Regions from separate parts of the Homo sapiens genome. Here region 1 is linked to region 2. Evidence: chromatin loops called from intact Hi-C (ENCODE). Cell type or tissue: PC-9. All regions are shown on one strand. Each heading gives the region's core, and the rest is flanking DNA. Links, peaks and the distances in the headings are about the cores only.

Region 1 (10,120 bases), core at 2,709-7,708, 160 kb before region 2:
AGCAATGCCCCATGGGGCTAGCAAGGTGGATGCAGCTCCCAGAGGAAGGAACAACCTGAGGACAGGCACAAGTGCCAGCCTCCCTGCCTGAGTGCTGCCCGTCCATGCCTTCTCACTGCTTGTCTGGCACTGCGCTATGAGATTCTGGGTGGCTGGGGTGTCTCCTGTCCTGGAGTGGCTTATTCATTTCGGTGAGGCTGGTGCTTTAGCACAGTGCCAGGATCGAAGGACTCATTGGCTCATTCATTCATTCTAGATGTTGTTCCTGTTAGATAGTATTTTTTTTCTTGAGATGGAGTCTTGTTCTGTCGCCCTGGCTGGAGTGCTGTGGCACAATCTCAAATCACTGCAACCTCTGCCTCCCAGTTTCAAACAATTCTCCTGTCTCAGCCTCCTGAGTAGCTGGGACTACAGGCACACACCACCACACCTGGCTAATTTTTGTATTTTTAGTAGAGACAGGGTTTCACCATATTGGTCAGGCTGGTCTCGAACTCCTGACTTCAGGTGATCCACCCACCTTGGCCTCCCAAACTGCTGGGATTACAGGTGTGAGCCACCGCGCCTGGCCTAGATAGTATTTTGAGATTTGAGATATTCATTTATCTTTTTATCTCATCCCCTACCCCTTTGAAGACAATTTTCCTGACACCAGGGGTTCCCAGGCTCCCAAAACATGAGCCTGTACCTGCCTCCCAACGTGCCACCAGCCAGAAAGGAAAGAGGCATCTAGGTGGACGGGCACTCGGCCACCTTACCAAGCATTTCCCAGGCTTTGAGCTGGGCACACAAGAAACCAAGGAGCACTGAAGCCATCGGGGGGCTGTTCAGATCAGGCTGGGCTGGGTTAGAGGAGGGGCCAGGTGGGCCTTGGGGTTGCATCAGACTCCAGAACTGGAGCACCACCTGGAGGGGAGCTGGAAAGAGGAGACCCCAAAGAGGGCTAAGATTGGTTGTCTCCAGTTTTATAGAGGGAGATTCACTCCTAGGAATTAAGGTACATTAAATAAATTTATTTTTATTTATTTATTTATTTATTTATTTATTTATTTTTTGAGACAGTTTCGCTCTTATTGCCCAGGCTGGAGTGCAACGGTGCGATCTCGGCTCACTGCAACCTCCGCCTCCCGGGTTCAACCGATTCTCCTGCCTCAGCCTTCCAAGTAGCTGGGATTACAGGCATGTGTCACCACGCCCAGCTAATTTTGTATTTTTTAGTAGAGATGGGGTTTCTTCATGTTGGTCAGGCTGGTCTCGAACTCCCGACCTCAGGTGATCTGCCCACCTCAGCCTCCCAAAGTGTTGGGATTACAGGCGTGAGACACCGCGCCCAGCCAGAAAAATTTTAAAGTCTCCTCCTTGCACAGCTGAACTTGTGAACCGAGATTCCTACCCATGATACAATGATGGAGCACCTTCTTTGGGCCAGGCGGGGCCTAATGAGGCTTGTGAACCCGGGGCCTCTGCTCTGAGGCTGGAGATGCTAAGATCTATGGTGGATACTGCTTGCCTCAGGCACGGGACAGGTGACAGGAGAGCTGGAGCCCAGCAGGCCAGCAGATGGGGAGGGGAGGAGGTCTTACCCCTTCTGAGAGAACTTCATGGCCGAGTGGATGGGGTAGCCGTTGGGGCCCATGATGTTGCACCGAGCATTGCACAGCAGCAGCACGCGGACCATCTCCTGCTTCCCCAGCTGGCAGGCCAGGTGCAGCGGGGTCAGCCCTTGGTTATTCACCTGGTTCAGGCCAGCCACTGCGTTCCTTCCAAGGAGCTGATGAAAGAGGAAGGGAAGTTTGACTCCATAGGATGCTGATAAGAACGTAAAGAGGCCGGGCGCAGTGGCTCATGCCTGTAATCCTAGCACTTTGGGAGGCCAAGGTGGGTGGATCACCTGAGGTCAAGAGTTTGAGACCAGCCTGGCCAACATGGTGAAATGTCGTCTCTTCTAACGATACAAAAATTAGCCGGGCATGGTGGCAGGCACCTGTAATCCCAGCTACTCAGGAACCTGAGGAAAGAGAATCGCTTGAACCCAGGAGGCAGAGGTTGCAGTGAGCTGAGATTGCATCATTGCACTCTAGCCTGGGCAATAGAGCAAAAACTCTGTCTAAAAAAAAAGAACGTAAAGAGAAGCACCAGGAAAGCCAAGTGCCAGTGTGGATGGGAGGGAAGGGGTCGACCTGGCATGACTGTGGCTCACATGAAACATTTCTGAGTCAAGGAACTTAAAAGGTAGCTGTATCTCAGGATGGGCACTGGGGGTCCAGGTGGGAATGATTCTTGCTTTTCATTCTGTCCTGACTGATTTTTTTCTACATGCAGGTACTATGTTTTCAATGAAAGAACAGCAGTATTAAAAAGAGAGCCAGGGGCCAGGCGCAGTGGCTCATGCTTGTAATTCCAACACACTGGGAGGTGAGAGGATCACTTGAGACCAAGAGTGTGATACCAGCCTCGGCAACATAGGGAGACCCCATCTTTACCAAAAAAATTTTAAAAATTAGCTGGCGTGGCCTGGGTGTGGTGGCTCACGCCTGTAATCCCAGCACTTTGGGAGGCCGAGGCAGGCGGATCACAAGGTCAGGAGACCAAGACCATCCTGGCGAACACGGTGAAACCCTGTCTCTACTAAAAATACAAAAAAAATTAGCCGGGTGTGGTGGCGGGCGCCTGTAGTCCCAGCTACTCTGGAGGCTGAGGCAGGAGGATGGCATGAACCCGGGAGGCAGAGCTTGCAGTGAGCCAAGATCGCGCCACTGCACTCCAGCCTGGGCGACAGAGCAAGACTCCGTCTCAAAAAAAAAAAAAATTAGCCCATGTGGTGGCACGAGCCTGTAGTCCCAGCTGCTCAGGAGGCTGAGGTGGGAGGATCACCTGAGTCCAGGAGGTTGAGGCTGCAGTGAGCCACAATCACACCACTGCACTCCAGCCTGGGCGACAGAGCTAGATGCTGTCTCAAAAAAAAGAAAGTGCTAGGAGGGTTTTACTGTCTCACTTTTGGCTCAGTGCTGTCCCCATGAGGTTCATTACAACCACAGTGTACCCATGTGACACCAGGGTCACCTCACAGCAGTCCCACTGGACCTGAAGGCAGGCCAGAGACACAGCAGGAAGAGCAAAGGGCTGGCATCGAGGCCAATGTAAGGTCAAGCCCCACTCTCTCAGCTTTGTGGCCCTCCCTGGGCACGCTTCTTAATTAACAACACTGAACCTCAGTTTCTTCGGAGAGGAAAGGGGAATAATGACCTCCACCCCATGAGTGTATTCTAAGAATTAACTGGAACACATACAACACTCAGTTCAAGGTCAGGCACCAATCAGCACCGGATAAAGGACAGCTGCAGTCGTGCATGACTATCGAGAAGCGGGTGTGCACACCCCCGCATGGAGGCAGGGTCTGCGCGGCACCATGCTGGGTGCGCAGAGGATTCTCGGTGAAAGTGGAGTTCAACAGTGGGTGGAGAATTCCCTTCCCTGAGAGCAAGAAGCATAAGATATGAATCCACATTTTCTGGGCCGGGCACAGTGGCTCACACCTGTAATCCCGGCATTTTGGGAGGCTGAGGCAGGTGGATCACTTAAGGCCAGGAGTTGGAGACCAGCCTGGGCAACATGGCAAAACCCCATCCCTACTAAAAATACGGAAACTACCCAGGCATGGTGGCACATGCCTGTAATCCCAGCTACTCAGGAAGCTGAGGCACGAGCATCACTTCAACCCAGGAGGTGGAGGTTGCAGTGAGCCGAGATCGCACCACTGCACTCTAGCCTGGGAGACATAGGGAAACTCTGTCTCAAAAAAAAAAAAAAAAAAAAAAAAAAAGGAATCCACATTTTCTGGTATAACGTAGTTGCATTCTGATGCCAAGGCAGAGAGAACATGATCTTTAGAAGAATTTTCTAATTCTAGACAATAAAACATAATCCAACATCCTGCCTTTTCTGTTCAATCTAATATATGAAATAGCTATTTAATAGTATCACCCCATCTGCTTGCCCACAATTAAAAAATCACATCTTTTGCCCAGGTAATCAAAAACGTTAACAGGAGGGCCTCTGGCACAAATGCCTACAGGAACTGGAGACAGTTTGGTTTGCTTGGTTTGAATTCCTGTAAAATAGGGTTGTCCAATATTTTGGCCTCCCTGGGCCACATCAGAAGAATTGTCTTGGGTCACACATAAAATACATGAACGCTAACAACAGCTGATCTAAAAAAAAGGTCCATGCATGGATCTCATAATGTTTTAAGAAAGTTTGTGAATTTGTGTTGGGCCACATTCAAAGCCGTCCTGGGCTGCATGCAGCCTGCAGGGCCACAGATTGGACAAGCTTGCAAAAGGTTAAGCCCAGGTCCCGCTGGCCCACGAGCCCCTCCAGGCAGGCATCTGGCTCACAGTTTGTGCTCAGGAAAAGTGGAACTGAACTAACTGACTGGAGCTGGGCCTTTTTTGGGGTTTATTTTGCTGGGTTGGAGGCCGTCCCCAGGTTTATCAAGCAAAGAGACTGAGGACGTGGCTCCTGGAAAAGGGCTGGGAGGGAAGAGCCAGGGAGGGGTCTGCACCCTCCATGAAGGAGCTCAGGCCTCAAGGACCAATGGGGGACAGTGAGAGGCCTGAGAGTGACACCTGAGCCTAGGGGCCCAAAGGGAACCGTGGACACCGGGAGGTATCAGTACCAGTCACCCTGCCCCTCCCCCTGCTCACCTGCAGCACCTGAGAATTGTCACCCTGGACAGCATAATGGAAGACGGTCTCTCCCTTGTAGTCGGTGACATCCATCTGAGTGTGGCAGTACTGCACCAGCTCCACCAGGATCTCCCCATCACCCTTGCGGCAGGCCAGGTGCAGGGGTGTGCAGCCCTCCTCGTTCTCCGCGCAATTGGCACAGCTGCAGGAGAGGGCCAGGGTGAGCAGAGGTGAGCAGGTGTGGTACAAGGTGGCAGGGGGACCTAAGTGCACATGCAGGGAAGTGCACTCGGAAACTCGGACTTTCTGGTTTATTTGAGCTCAAGAGCATTCCCGCCACTCAGCTAGTTGGGCTGATTTGAATGTAATTATATCTGATGTGACCTGTATCAGGTTTCTGTTCAGTTTGCTCACTCGTACAAGAGATGGGCCCCAGGGCCACACCAGCAGGAAGTGGGCAGGGTGGTGGCACAGGAAAGGGTCACAGAACACGGATATCTCACTAGCCTCAGGCAATTCACTTAACCTTTCTGGGCGTCAATATCCTTATCGACACAAGCTGCTGTGCCTGCCCCAGGAAATGGACAGAGTGATGGTGAGATGAGACAGTGCTGTCCAAAAGCACGCCTGGAAACTAAAGTGCAGTGAGGGTTTTTGTTTTGTTTTGTTTTTTTGAGGTGGAGTTTCACTCTTGTTGCCCAGGCTGTAATGCAGTGACACAATCTCGGCTCACTGCAACCTCCGCCTCTGGGTTCAAGCAATTCTCCTGCCTCAGCCTCCCGAGTAGCTGGGATTACAGGCGTGCGCCACCACGCCTTGCTAATTTTTTGTATTTTTAGTAGAGACGGGGTTTCACCACGTTGGCCAGGCTGGTCTCAAACTCCTGACCTCAAGTGATACACCCGCCTCGGCCTCACAAAGTGCTGGGATTACAGGTGTGAGCCACCACGCCCGGCCAGCAGTGAGGTTTTGAGTTCTGGGCCTGGGAGCTTAACTGAGCTATCTAGGATAGAGACTCAGAGGAGGTGTGGCTACCTCTGCACAAGATGGCCAACTGGTGCCCTGTGCAAGGGTGGGGACAGTGCCCTCACCAGGGGCAACAGCTGCTCCATCTGCTGGCTGAATGGATTCACAAAAGGAGGCCTTCAGCTTCCAGAAGAGCAGCCTGGGCAGACACCAAGGATCCAAGCCCCTCTTTCACCCTCTCTGGCTGAGTGACCTGCACAAGTCCTGTTAGCTCTCTCTAGAATGATGATACCTGGGCCGGGCATGGTGGCTCACGCCTGTAATCCCGGCACTTTGGGAGGCCAAGGAGGGCAGATCACCTGAGGTTAGGAGTTCGAGACCAACCTGGCCAACATGGTGAAACCCCGTCTCTACTAAAAAACACAAAAAAATTAGCCGGGCGTGGTGGCGGGCGCCTGTAGTCCCAGCTACGCGGGAGGCTGAGGCAGGAGAATGGCGTGAACCCGGGAGGCGGAGCTTGCAGTGAGCCGAGATCGCGCCACTGCACTCCAGCCTGGGCGACAGAGCGAGACTCCGTCTCAAAAAAAAAAAAAAAAAAAAAAAAAATTACCCGGGCATGATGGCACATTACTGTAATCCCAGCTATTCCGGAGGCTGAGGCAGGAGAATCACCTGAACCCAGGAGGCAGAGGGTGCAGTGAGCCAAGATCGCGCCACTGCACTCCAGCCTGGGTGACAGAATAAGACTCCGTCTCAAAATAAAATAACATAACGTAACATAAAATAAAATAAAATAAAATAAAATAAAATAAAATAAAATAAAGTAAAATAAAATGACGATACCTTGTGGGGGTTGGGAAAATTCAATTTCATGGTGGGTAGAAATCAGCTCCCACAGACCTGGCACCTGGTGAGCACTCCGGACTCTGGAAACATTACATTGTCCTTCTTACATTTTAATCTGGTAGCAACGCAGCACCTTTTTTTTTTTTTTTTTTTTTTTCCTAGAGACAAGGTCTCATTCTGTCACCCAGGCTGAAGTGCAGTGGTGCAATCATAGCTCACTGTAAACTCTAACTCCTGGGCTCAAGCAATCCTCCTGCCTCAGCATCCCAAGTAGCTAGGAGTATAGACACATGCTAATTTTTTAATTTTTTCGTAGAGACAAGGTCTTGCTATTTTGCCAGGCTGGTCTTGAACTCCTAGTCTCAAGTGATCCTCCCTCCTCAGCCTCCCAAAGTGCTGGGACTGCGTTAGTGAGCGACCATGCCAGGCCCTGCTCCTTTTTAAGTCAAACTATGGAGGGGAACCGAGGCCTGCGGCCCCCACTGCCCACACAAGCAGGTACACACACGTTGTCCAAATGGTCTTGTTCCCTTGCTCACCTGATGATACGGCTGTGATGGAAGCACTCGCGGATCCCTAGCTCCACAGCCAGGTGGGCCACTGACCAGCTGGGGTGGTTACGGATGAGGTCGGTCAGGTGCTGCAGGACCTCAGTGTGCAGGACCTGAGGGGAGCTCTCATAGAAGGGTAGCAGCTGGGAAGAATACTGATGGAAATTCACTAGGGCGTCAGCCTCCAACTCCAGCTGGAAGAGTCTGTAGAGCCAGGACAGAGGAGCAAGACCCGAAATGAGTAAGGCGGGACCCTCGGCCCACATCCCTGCTGGAATCAGAAGGTCCCCAGGCTGCGGCCTGGCCAGCTCCAGCCCGACTCCCCTCCCAAGCAAACACACACACACACACACACACACACACACACACACACACACACACACACCCCTATACACATGTAAATGACATAATGGCGTTTAGGTTAGACTTTCTTTGTTTTTTAGAGACAAGGTCTTGCTCTGTAACCCAGGCTGGGGTGCGGTGGTGTGATCATGACTCACTGCATCTTCGAATTCCTGGGCTGAAGGGATCCTCCTACCTTAGTTCCTGAGTAGCTGGGATTACAGGCATGCACCACCATGCCCAGCTAATTTTTTTTTTTTTTGAGATAGAGTCTCATTTTGTCACCCAGGCTGGAGTGCAGTGTTGTAATCTCACCTCACTGCGACCTTCACCTCCCGGGTTCAAGCAATTCTCCTACCTCAGTCTCCAGAGTAGCTGGGATTAAAGGCGTGTGCTGCCACACCTGGCTAATTTTTTGTGTTTTTAGTAGAGATGGGGTTTGGCCATGTTGCCCAGGCTGGTCTCGAACTCCTGAGCTCAGGCAATCCACCCCCCTCAGCCTCTCAAAGTGCTAGGATTTCAGGCACTAGCCACCGTGAGCCACTGTGCCTGGCCTAATTTTTTTTTATTTTTGTTGACAGGGGGTCTTGCTATGTTGCCCAGGCTGGTCTTGAACTCCTGGCCTCAAGTGTTCCTCCTGCCTCAGCCTCCAAAAGTACTGGGATTACAGGTGTGAGCCACTATGCTTGTCTAGATTTTCCTTTATTTTGAAAAACTTTCCTTTTCTTTGGTAATATCATTTATTATTTTTATATTTTATTTTACCACAGCCCTGCCATATCCACTTTCTAATTTCATTGCCACATGTGAGAGCTCCAGCCTCGAGTACTTGGCCCCTCTTCATAGTAGGAACTAAGTAAGTATTGTTTAACCTAAATGTACAGCAACAAAATATTATATAAATTATGGTATAACTATGTAATAAACTATTATGCAGTCATTAAAATGAGATATTTAAAAAAAGGGAAACTTTTCTTTTTCTTTTCTTTTCTTTTTTTTTTTTTTGAGATGGAGTTTCATTCTTGTTGCCCAGGCTGGAGTACAATGGCACGATCTCGGCTCACTGCAGCCTCCATCTCCCAGGTTCAAGTGATTCTCCTGCCTCAGCCTCCTGAGTAGCTGGGATTACAGGCACCCGCCACCATGCCCGGCTAATTTTTTGTATTTTTAGAAGAGACAGAGTTTTGTCATGTTGGCCAGGCTGATCTTAAACTCCTGGCCTCAGGTGACCTGCCTGCCTGGGCCTCCCAAAGTGCTAGGATTACAGGCATGAGCCACTGCGCCCGGCCAGCTTTGTTCATTTTTAAGTGTTGAGGTTGAGTCCAAGTTTTGCTACTAAGGTGCTGTGTGATCTTGGGAAATCCTTTTCCCTCTCTGAGCCCCATTTGAAACATGAGACTAACTGTACCTGTCCTACCTACCTCCCAGAGGTGCTGTGAGGACAGATGAAAAACCACTATAAAAGCACTTTCAAAACCATAACCATTATATGTCAGTGATGGTTACTTAAAGTTCTGACCAGGGCTTTTAACATACCAAAAGGTTTTGTCTTGCATACCTCTACAAGCGCAGCAGCCAGCCAGAGTCTAGTGAAGGCAGTGCCCAGAGAGTGTTGGCTCAACGGGACCAGCCTGTTGTTCCACAGAGAGTGCGTTGATTAACAGTTAACTACTGGGCATGTGATCTGTGCCAAATGGAGGGGTCAATTAATGAACAATTGCATAAAATGCTCTGCCCTCCTGAAGCCTTTTTTTTTTTTTTTTTTTTGAGACAGAGTCTCACTCTGTTACCCAGGCTGGAGTGCAGTGGCGCGATCTCAGCTCACTGCAACCTCTGCCCCCTGGGTTCAAGTGATTCTCCTGCAATTCTCCTGCTTCAGCCTCCCTAGTAGCTGGGATTACAGGCGCTTGCTACCACGCCCAGCTAATTTTTGTATTTTTAGTAGGCACAGGGTTTCGCCATGTTGGCCAGGCTGGTCTCGAACTCCTCACCTCAAGTGATCCACCCATCTTGGTCTCCCAAAGTGCTGGGATTACAGGCGTGAGCCACTGTGCTTGGCCCGAGCCTATGTTATTATGGAGGAGATCAACAAAATGACTAAAGTAAAAACATAGAATAAGGAAGTACATTAAATAAACTATAACGTAATCAGTGTTACAGAAACAACAAAAACCACAACAAAGATAGGGAAGGAGGAGGCGGAAGGAAGCCATTCCTCATTGCCCTTGGCTGGGTTTTTCCTTCATCTCACCAGCCTCTCAACATCAGGGTACTCCACATCAAGTGTTGCCGATATGTCAGAGAATGACAACTGAAAACTCATCACTGGAATTAGCATCACGGAGGCATGCACGACCTTGACAACATTACTTTTAGTGGAATGGAGGGAACCAAGGCCTGATTAAAGTGGGTTTAAGGACACAATGTGAGAATCTGAAGATTGCAAAGATAGATATTTTTGAGGAGTTTTGCTGTGGTGAGGAGCAAATAAAGGAAAGGATAGCGAATGGGGAAAGTGTAATCAGGCATTTGAATGCTGACGGGAACGATGATTCTCTCTCAGAACTTCCACTTTCCATTAACAGCAGACTAGGGAATGTGAAACAGACCACCTACTGAGGACAGCCAGAAATGCTGGACAAATTATTAAAAAACATCTGCTGGCAGGCACTGGATACCTCAAAAGACACTGATGACTCACCAGGCTGGAAGGAATGATGGAAACCC
Region 2 (10,120 bases), core at 2,809-7,808:
CATGCTCTTGCCAATGCTCACAGGGGCTCCTGGGGGCTCCCTGATGTCAGGGAGCAGCAACACCTCATCTCTGAGCCCCTGCTGCCCACCCTGGCTGGGCCCCTGGCAGCGAGGACTGGAGCCCAGCTGTGCCACTTGCCAGGGAATGTTACTGCCCTGAGCCTTGGTGAATGACTTTGCTCAAGAGGGCTCATCAGACCTCAGAGGATTAAATGAGGCCAAGTCCTGGCTCTACAGAAGGGGTTCACTCCAAGGCAAGCAGCGTCGATGGAAAGGGAAGAACAGAGCCACGGCCTGACCTCCCACTGGGGGGTCTCTAACTCAGTTCTGAGGCCCAGAGGGACTGGCAGGGGGGCAGCTCACCTGTGAGGCTGGGATCCGGGAGACCTCTTGCCGCCCAGTGAGGTCTGAGGAGGAGACGTTGGCGGGCGCACCCCTGTGCAGCCTCATACTCACCTTCCTCTCCCGGTCGACCCGCGAGATCGCTCTGGGAGAAGTATTGCCTGGAGGGAGAGTGGGAAGCCACCCTCAGAGTAGGCACAAACAGAGCCCCCCACCCACCCTGAACCCAGCCCACTGCCTGAGTCCCTGCTCACCAGCCGGCTGGATGCGGGAGGCTGGCGTGGAAGCCACGGGCTCGGCGGCACTGCGGAGCCGGTTGGCAGTGGCCCCCGTGGGTGGGCCAGGGGGCAGGGCTCGGGTCGCGGACCCCCGTAGCTGCCCCATCCTCTCCTCGCGTTCGTGTTCTCGCCGCTCCCGGTCCACATCCTCGGGATTCCGGGCTGCACCCTGCAGGGATGCAAGAAAAGACACCAGTCAGCCCCAGAGGCCAGGGTGCTCTGGGCCCAGCAGCCCTGCAGGGCACAGAAGGGGAGGGAGGCCAGGTGGATATCTCAGAAACCTTCTGCTCCAGCCTCCCTGACAAGCGCGGGAAGCCAAGACCCACAATCACACAGCACAGAGACACGAAGCCACACAACCACCAGAGGAAGGAGAAAGCAGGAGTCTGGGGGCAGAGGGAGGTCAGTCTGCCCTGCTCTCCTGGGATGGAGCCAGAGAAAGGACAACTAATGCGCCCAGGATGATCAAGAGCACCTCTTGGCCCTCCTGACCTGGGGCTGGGCCTGCCCTGGCCCCCCTCTGTGTACCAAGAGCCCTTAACTACTCAAGGTTGCTAAACCGAGCAGGAAAGCTGTTTAGAGGCCTCTAGCAGACTGGCTAGGGGTGTCCAGAGGGGGAAAAGAACAGGCCCAGAGTCACAAAACTAGTGGAAGGCTGGGCTAGGACTCAGACCAGCTCTCCCGGTACCTAGCCAGGGGCTCTTCTCATCAGGGAGCTGTCCTTCCCCCTGCCGGGACCTGGCAATGGCTTCTGGCAGGTGCAGTGGAGGCCACAGCCAGGAGGCCCAGGGAACCCACAGACACCGCCTGCCTTGGGACAGAAGCTCAAGGGGAGCTGGAGAAGAAAATGGGGCCACGTTCCCCACGGAGGAAGAAGAGGCCCAGCAGGCAAAGCTGGAGCAGAAGGGGTACCCTAAGCCCCCAGGTGCCCTGCTGTCCAGCCACTGCCGCCCCTGGTGCAGGAGGAAGTGAGAAGGGGCCAGAGAAGAGCATATGTGGGGGCAGCGCCCGACTGCGTTACCTAGTTCATCCTGGGGCCGTCCACAGGGAAGGGCAGGGGGCTGGCAGGAAGGGGGCCGCATCTGTGGAGGAGAGAGCTCTGGGCTGAGTTGGGGGCCTGCTCATGGGCACAGGGTGTGGTTCCTGCAACCCATGTCTCTCCCAGGAGACTGGCCAAGAGGTGGGGGTGGGCCCTGTCTTTAAGCAACTCCAGGAAGTAGTGGCTAGGACCAGAATGATCCCTGAATCTTAGTGAGGCACCAAGGCCCAGAGAGGCCTTGTGACCTGCCCGGGGTTGCACAGCTCAGGGCAGAGCTAGGGTCTGAACCCAGGCCTCTGCCACCTAGTCCCACTCTGCTCTCTGCACCCCAAGAGGTCACTGTTCAGAGTCTTGCCTTAGAACACTCTAGAAGATGCATCTTCCCATCCTCCCACCCAGAAGCCTCTCAGGCAGGCCTGGGACCACCGGGGCTCTAACTCCTGACCTCCGGTCCTCACCCTGGGCTCCCACTCGGTTGCAGGCTGGCCAACAGTGACTCAGCCAGAGCCACAGCAAAGCCTGGGGAGGAACACGAGCTGTGGCACCTCCGTGCCGAACCTTCTGCGGGCAGAGTCACATCAACCCTGTGAGGCAGGTCAATCTCATTTCCATGCTTGGGATACAGAGGCTGAGTGACTCACTCCAAGGTGTGGAGCCCTGCAGCCAGCAGCCAAGCAGAGGGCTGGAGCCCCTGCCCTTTGTGAGCCCAGCAGGCTCAGGCCATTGCCAGCCCCGAGGCAAGAAGTGGGCGACTCTCCATGGTCCCATCCAACCCATAGGACGCAAGAAACACACAGCAGGGAGCTCTCTTGGCCTTTATTGCCCATAGAAAACATAAAAGGTCAGCAAAGTCACACGAGCATCCACCCGTCATCATATGGACCTCTGTCCTTGGCTGTGTTGAATTCCTTCCCGGCCAGCTGACTGGACCTCGGAACACAGTGGCTGTATGTGCTGAGAGTGGCTTCCAGGCCCCAGGGATCCACAGATCCCAGCACCCCGGTGCAGCCAACAACACAGGGTGTCCTGTCTACTGTTGGGTAGCATGGGAAGGGCCTGGCCTCAGGGTGAAGGTTCCCATTGCATGTTTTCCAGGTGCTTCTGCCAGGGGACTGCTGGAGGTGGTTCAGCTCACTACAGTGGCCGTGGCATTGAGTCAGAGATTGGCAAAGGATAAGGCTGTGGGTGCCTCTGCCCAGCTTCTAACTCCAGGGCCTGCCTCAAGAGGGACTTCCAGGAAGGCGGTCAGACCAGCAGCAGTGGGTGGAGAGGTGCTCCTGGCCTGGTTGGAAAAGAGATCTTGCTGGCTAGACAGTCTTGTGAGACTCCATAAGGGAGGAACCTAGAGCAGTGATGTCCACAGAACGTTCTGGATGAAGGAAATGGTCCCATCTGCCTTGCCGGATGTGGTGGCCACTGGAGGGCAGTGGCATGATCTCAGCTCACTCCAATCTCTGCCTCCTGGGTTCAAGCGATTCTCCTGCCTCAGCCTCCCAAGCAGCTGGGATTACAGGAACACACCACCATGCCCAGCTAATTTTTGTGTTTTTAGTAGAAATGGGTTTCACCATGTTGGCCAGGCTGGTCTTAAACTCCTGACCTCAAGTCATCCGCCCTCTATGGCCTCCCAAAGTGCTGGGATTACAGGCATGAGCCACCAGGCCTGGCCGACATTTCCAGTCTTGATTAATTTTAATTCATTAAAAATGTGTCGCATGTGGCCAATGGCTACCATCTTGGACAGTGTCCGTCTAGAGAATACAAAATCCATTCTTGCAGTTGTGCTGAGCTGGAGGGCCAAGCCCATCACGAACCAGACGTGGGAGTGACTATCTCGATAAGAAAGTGCCCAGTGCCCAATGCCCTGTGGTGGAAAGAGCTGGTCCCAGGTGCTCAAGGCCATGGGCCCCATTTGGAGCCAGAAGGTCTAGGGTGAAGTCAGAGAAGACGTCCCCTGCCCATATCCCATTTCCAGCCTTGCTGAAAAGGGCAACAGAGGCCTCTCCCTGAGGTCCCTAGCCTGCGAGACCCCCATTCTCTGCCTGACCTCTGTGTTACTCCTTAGTGAACAAGAAACCCAGAGAGAAGAGAAGCCCAAGACCAATGTGCCGACCTTGGCTTCCAGGAGAACAGAGCCTTGGTCCTAACCATCTAGCAGGGTGGCTGAGGGCCCTGCCATGAAAGAGGCACACCAGGATGAAGCAAGAGGAGGTGTTTAATGAGTTCTGGTTCAACACAGAGGCCGCCAACGGGGTCTAGCTATGAGTCTGTCCTGGGACCCGTTCCCACCAGGCCCCTTGTGGGCAGTGGCCACCATCCCTCCCTCAGGCTGTCCTGGCCCTCAAGGACCCCATGGCAGGGCCTTTTCCACCATGGCCTCCACTGTGCTGCCATCTCTTGGGAACAGGGGGTCATCCCATCCTCCCAAGAAACACTTCCTCAGGCCTGGCCCCGATGGGCTCAGGCACACCTGGCGACATCAGAAATGGGGCCCTGGAGTCCAGACCACAGGCCAGTAGTTTTGGGGGGACAGCTCCTCCACCTCCTCCACCGGCCTATCTGGGGGGCTCTGGGTGCCCAGGGGAGCCGGGCACCTGAAAGGGACAAAAAGCACAGCTGAGGCTCAGCCTCTTGCGCTCACTGGTCAAGTGGCAAATTTTGGAAAAGCCAGACCTCAGAGGATCCTTACCAGTACGTGGGTGAGTACGTGGGCCCAGCACAGGGACAGGGGCGGGGACAGAAAGGTCCCTTCGCTGTCATGGGGCTGTCACGGGGCTGAGCCTGGCTCGAGGAAGCCCCCTTTTCCAGAAGAGATGTGAAACAAGACATACAATTTCACAGATTCCAGAGCTCTGGGTACGGCCGGCCAATGCTGCTCCCCACCCAACCCCACCCCTGGGACTCTTAAAAGAGGGAAACAGAACAACTGCCTAGCCAGACCCAGGGGCCCATGACCAAGAAGAAAGCAAGCACCATGACTGGGTCCAGGCTGGCCCGAGGGGCCATGGTGCAGGTAGCCACCTGGGATGTGCAGAACAGGAGCAGCAGGACGGTGTAGGCAGCAATCAGGGCAGCAGGGGGCGCCGCCAGCACCACCCATGCCCTGCTGCGGGCACCCAGGAGGGACCCCAGGTGAAGCCAGATCCTCCTTGTTCCGACGGGAGACAGCGCCCTGCCTGGGCCCTGCTGCCCATGGTGGCACAAGCTGTCAGCACGGATGAGGCTGGAGGGCTCTGGGACCCCAGTGAGGTCAACCACACTGTCCAGCTCGTACCTCCCGTCTGTCGGGAGCCCCTCCCGCCACCAGCTCACTCTGGCCCTCTGAGTCAGGGCCTTCCCCATCCAGTCCCCCAAGCCCGCCTTGGCCTCCAGGTGACTCACGAATTTCAGCATGTTCCAGTCAAAGACGTAGTCATAGGAGAAGCCCTGCCGGTGGAAGAGGTTGCGGAAGAGCTGACGTAGGTAAGAGTAGTCGGGCTTGTCGTCAAACCGCAGGGAGCGGCAGAAGTTGAGGTATGTTGAGAATTCGGCTGGAGGGTGTTGCAGAGGATAGAGAAGGCCACTGTGAGGCCCACGCTCCCAGACCCCCTGCAGCCAGCACTGTCCTAGCCACCCACTGTCCCTAGATACTTCCAATCTGTGAGAGGCAAGAAAAGGAGGCAACAGAGCCATGGCCTTCCCTATCCTACTGTGATGAAAGCCTAGCCTGCCCGTGAGCAGAGCCTCTGCTGCTTTCAGAGCAAGGGAAGACCTGCGAACAGTGGCCAGGAGCCTCTGCCAGGTAGCCGGATCCAGGAGCCATCCATGCCCACAGCTCTTCCGCTGCCCTCGCCAAGCACCCTGGGGCCCACAGATCAATCGTTGCCATAAATTCAAAGGACTGCAAGAGCCTGACGGGACCTTCTAACACAACCTAAGCAAGAAGAGGAAAACTTCCAATTCCTCCTCAAAAACACTGGGGAGAGGGCCCTTGGGAGATGAGGCAGGAATGTAGGCCGGGAAGCAACAGGTGTAACAGCCAGGACAGGGAAACCGGGCCTTCTGGCTGTGCCAAGGAGTGGCAAAGAGCCAGGGATTACTGCTCAGGTGCCAAGGGCTGTGGGGCAGCCCAGTGTGGGCTTTGTTGTTGTTGTTTTTGAGATGATGTCTCGCTCTGTCACCCAGACTGGAGTGCAATGGTGCAATCTCGGCTCACTGCAACCTCCGCTTCCCAGGTTCAAGCAATTCTCCTGCCTCAGCCTCCTGAGTAGCTGGGATTACAGGTGGGGCTAATTTTTGTATTTTTAGTAGAGACAGGGTTTCACCATGTTACTCAGGCTGGTCTCGACCTCCTGACCTCATGATCCACCTGCCTTGGCCTCCCAAAGTGCCAGGACTGCAGGCGTGAACCACCGCGCCTAGCCCCAGCGTGGGCTTTGTATGGCCTCACCTTTCCCTTAGACAGTGCCTCAGGGGCCCCCAGGCATGTCCCCTCCCACTGGGCTACTCACAGGGATAGCCTTTGCAGAGGACCTCGATGGGCGTTGACATCTTCTTCTCGCTGATCCGTTCATACTTCTGGCGCTTGGTGGCTGCTTTGAGCCCCTGCCAGGGCAGGGAGCCCAGGTTGAAGTACATGAGCACGTAGCCCAGGCTCTCCAGGTCATCTCGACGGCTTTGCTCTGCACAGAGAGTCAAAGACTAGGTGAGGGACAGGGGTCCACTCAGGCCCCTAACTCATCCTCTGGGTCATGCTCCTCACAATGCACCAGGACCCTCCTGCCCCCACGTCGGATGTTGCTCACTGCACGCATTTTAAACAGGCACTGCTATTATCCTCCTCCTACAGAGAAGAAGCCTGAGGCAGGGCCTTCTCAACTTAATTTGGGCCTAGTTTTTCCAGTTCAGGCACTTAATCATTCAATGACTATGAGAGGGCACCTACTGCCCCCTTGCCTGGCCCACCCCGTGGAGAGGTCACAAGCTTCAGCATCAGACAGGGCCGGGGTCAAGTCCAGCTTTGGCATTAGCTAAGCTGCATGACCTTAAGCAACCCATGTTAAACCTCTGAGCCTGTATCTTCCAGCCTGCACCAACAGGGCGGAGGAGGAAGCAGGGCCAGGGAAGGCGCCCGGCACACACAGCTTGGCTTACGAAGGGGAAGACCCGACTGTGCAAGGACACGGAATAAGCACGAGCTTGGGGGCAGACGGGGTGGGGACTTTCTCACTAGAAAAGAGCCTGGGGGCCTCCATCAGGGTAGGGGGTGAGAGGGCTCCAGAGAGCTGGGCCCCAGCCAGTGGCCCCGGGTGCACACTGCTCCAGGCCTGGCTCCCTCACCAATGCCCAGGTGCGTGTTGATGGAAGCGTAGCGGGCCGTGCCGGTCAGGTTCTTGTTTTCCCGGTAGGGAATGTGCTGGTGGGTGCGGGCGTCCCGGTACTTCTTGGCCAGGCCGAAGTCGATGATGTAGACCAGGTTGCCCTTCTTCCCCAGCCCCATGAGGAAGTTGTCGGGCTTGACGTCCCGGTGGATGAAGTTCTTGGAGTGGATATACTCGATGCGGCTGATCTGGGGAGGAGGGGGGCCATTTGTTCAACAGAGGGGCCCTTGCCTAGCACTCTGGGCCAGGCAGGGGCTGGGGCCACAGAGGTGGAAAGGCAGAGGGAGAAAGGCCTGCCTTCGACCATGAAGGATAACTAAGGGGCAGGCCAGAGAAGGCCTCCTGGAAAATGTGACATCAGGATGAACTCTAAAGGGGGAGTTCACCAAGTTGGCTGTGAGACAGAGAAAGAGAGTATTGCAGGAAAGCTAATGGGAAGATCCAGAAATGAAGAGTCTGCTAGAAAGGCAACTGGTTCCCCATGGAAGGCTTGCCTGCCCGGCCCCACACTCACAGGACTTAGGGAGCCAGAGAGGCAACAGATGTGGGCGAGGGGCAGGCAGGGAACATGGGGGAAGCCTAGACCAGGAAGAGGTGACAGAGGCAGAACACAAAAGACAGGGCTTCCGAAGGATGCCAAACTCAGACAGGCACATGGCCCTCTTTCCTTTGATATTTTTTTTTTTGAGATGGAGTCTCGGTCTGTTGCCCAGGCTGGAGTGCAGTGGCAAAATCTCGGCTCACTGCAACTTCTGCCTTCAGGGTTCAAGTGATTTTCCTGCCTCAGCCTCCCGAATAGCTGGGACTATAGGCACGCGCCACCACACCTGGCTAATTTTTTGTATTTTTAGCAGAGATGGCGTTTCACCATGATGGTCAGACTGGTCTCAAACTCCCGATCTCAGGAGATCCGCCTGCCTCGGCCTCCCAAAGTGCTGGGATTACAGACTTGAGCCACCTTTTCAGTCGAGTTTTTAAAACTCAAACTAATATCCATCCACATGCCGTGGCCTCTGGCTCTGGCCCCAGGTTCAGCACAGCTCAACATCTCCTGCACCTTTCTTGAGTTTCACACCATGAGGGGCTCTGGCGACCCTCTGCTCACACACCTTCAGCCTACATCGCAGGGCTTTTGCAGACCAAGATTAAAACCCCTGTACGAGATCTCCACATTCCATTCCAAGTTCAAAATTCTACAGTTTTGTATTTTTAAGAAGCTTTCCTCCCTATGCTGATGAAGGGCTTAGTACTTAACAACAGCCTGTTAGAGGGGCCTGTTTTGGCAAGGCGCTGAATGGTATCTCACCTAATCCCCTCAACAACCAACAAAGGAGAGACTCTCACATGAGGCCACTGAGGCTCAGAGAGGTTCGGCGTTCACCTACGGTCACTGGTCTGGAACAGGACCAGGTCTGTGTGACCGACCGCAGGCTTTACATTACCCAGGGCAGGCCAGACGTGGTGGATCATGCCTGTGATCCCGTGTTAATTCCCATCTTGGGAGGCCAAGATGGGAAGACTGCTCAAGGCCAGGAGTTTGAGACCAGCCTGGTCAACACAGTGAGACCCCCATCTCTATTTCTTACAATTAAATGATATTTTTGAAATAAATAAATAAAACTACCCCAGGCAGAGTCCCAGGCCCTGACTCGGCAGGTCTGGAGTTGGGCCTGAAATCACATTTTAAATAAACAACTTGGCTGGGCACGGTGGCTCACGCCTGTAATCCCAGCACTTTGAGAGGCTAAGATGGGCGGATCACTTGGTAAAACTCTGTCTCTACTAAAAATACAAAAATTAGCCCAGCGTGGTGGCAGGTGCCTGTAATCCCAGCTACTCATGAGGCTGAGGCAGGAGAATCGCGTGAACCTGGGAGGCGGATGTTGCAACGAGCTGAGATCGCACCACTGCGCTCCAGCCTGGGCGACAGAGTGAGACTCCGCCTCAAAAAATAAATAAACACCTACAATTCTATAGCCAGTGGACAAGGTCCCCTGGCCCAGGCCCATCCTCTGGCATCCTCTGGGGGCAGGAGGCAGGGCTGGTATCCTGGGCCCACAGGCATCTGGCTGGGGATGGAGGGGACGGGGACTCACCATCTGGTCGGCCAAGAGCAGCACCGTCTTGAGGCTGAATTTGCGGGAACAGAAGTTGAACAGGTCCTCGAGGCTAGGCCCCAGCAGCTCCATGACCATCACGTTGTAGTCGCCCTCAGCTCCGCACCACTTGATGGACGGGATCCCCACTGGGGGTCAAGCAGAGGGCCTCTGTCAGGGGTCAGAGGCAGGCAGCCAGCCACGCCCGGCCCACCCTGTGCTCATGGCTGCCCACCGCCACCCACCCGGCGCCCGCCGCCGCCCACCCTGCGCTCACCGCCACCCTGCATCATCTTGTAGAACTTGCTCTCGATGTGCAGCTGGGGGTGCTTTGTCTTCACACACTCCAGCTTGATGGCGACTTCCTCACCAGAGGCGATGTTGGCACCTGCCCGGGGCAGGGAGGCAAGGGACCAGGGTCACCCTCAAAGGCCAGGCAGTCCCAGGCGCCCCACTAAGCATTTCTGAGATCTGGCGTGTGCCGGGCCCGGGGCCATCTGCCCTTGAGGAGCTCTTGGGGGAGGCTGGGAAGGGGGCAAAGGAGCCCCGGCAAAGGGTTCCTGAGGGGAAAGAAGGTCAGCGCTGTGAGGGACAGAGGTGACACACAAGGGCTACCCAGGGCCACAGGTTGGGGCGACAAGAAGGCCCGATGTGAGTGGGGCAAGGGTCAGGTATGCAAAAGGCTCACAGACCACCTAAGGGAGGGGGCTGAGTCCTAGAGCAAATTCAGGCAGTGAGGTCTGTCGGGTTGAGATGGTGGCACGTGCAGAAGAGGCCCAATGGGGCTGGGCTGCCGAACACACCAGAACAAGCCAGGACCACCCTGGCCTACAGGATGAGGATGGGACAGCCGCAGCAACCCCTCAGTCAATGCTGATGCCTTCAGAGGCAGCCCTGCACATTCTAATCCAGTGTCTCATTCGATTCTCAACCCCCTTGTAGAGATGAGAAAACAGAGACCCAGCTAGAGACCCAGCTCAAGGTCACCTGACCTGTAAATGGCGG

What was found. A loop is a pair of places that touch in the nucleus more often than their neighbours do. Peaks named below come from ENCODE experiments on the same cell type or tissue, not always from the same donor. Only the 100,000 strongest peaks of a DNase experiment are listed, where the experiment ranks them.
Region 1: a loop joins it to region 2, with 1.9 times the contacts of the local background. A loop is called at or near these places in 1 of 110 quality-filtered maps.

The regions. Positions count from the first base shown.
Region 1 is chr22:38,138,399-38,148,518 of GRCh38, forward strand. It overlaps PLA2G6 (phospholipase A2 group VI), which reads right to left. Exons shown (of 17, transcript NM_003560.4): 3 at 7,040-7,255; 4 at 4,707-4,890; 5 at 1,584-1,771. Among named protein-coding and RNA genes, the nearest start is that of BAIAP2L2, 33 kb to the left of the region's middle. RefSeq lists an enhancer at 4,351-4,851. In PC-9, for the core only: a CTCF peak has its summit at 5,833 (motif pointing left); DNase peaks (open chromatin) are centred at 5,173, 5,763 and 7,553; H3K27ac peaks cover 2,833 bases.
Region 2 is chr22:38,293,746-38,303,865 of GRCh38, forward strand. It overlaps TPTEP2-CSNK1E (TPTEP2-CSNK1E readthrough), which reads right to left. Exons shown (of 15, transcript NM_001289912.2): 7 at 9,393-9,503; 8 at 9,116-9,264; 9 at 6,979-7,207; 10 at 6,150-6,320; 11 at 5,041-5,189; 12 at 597-789; 13 at 364-503. CSNK1E (casein kinase 1 epsilon) reads right to left here. Exons shown (of 11, transcript NM_152221.3): 3 at 9,393-9,503; 4 at 9,116-9,264; 5 at 6,979-7,207; 6 at 6,150-6,320; 7 at 5,041-5,189; 8 at 597-789; 9 at 364-503. Among named protein-coding and RNA genes, the nearest start is that of CSNK1E, 19 kb to the right of the region's middle. RefSeq lists enhancers at 4,574-5,774, 5,657-6,330. In PC-9, for the core only: a CTCF peak has its summit at 4,746 (motif pointing right); DNase peaks (open chromatin) are centred at 5,096, 5,726, 6,186 and 6,616; H3K4me3 peaks cover 1,615 bases; H3K27ac peaks cover 5,000 bases.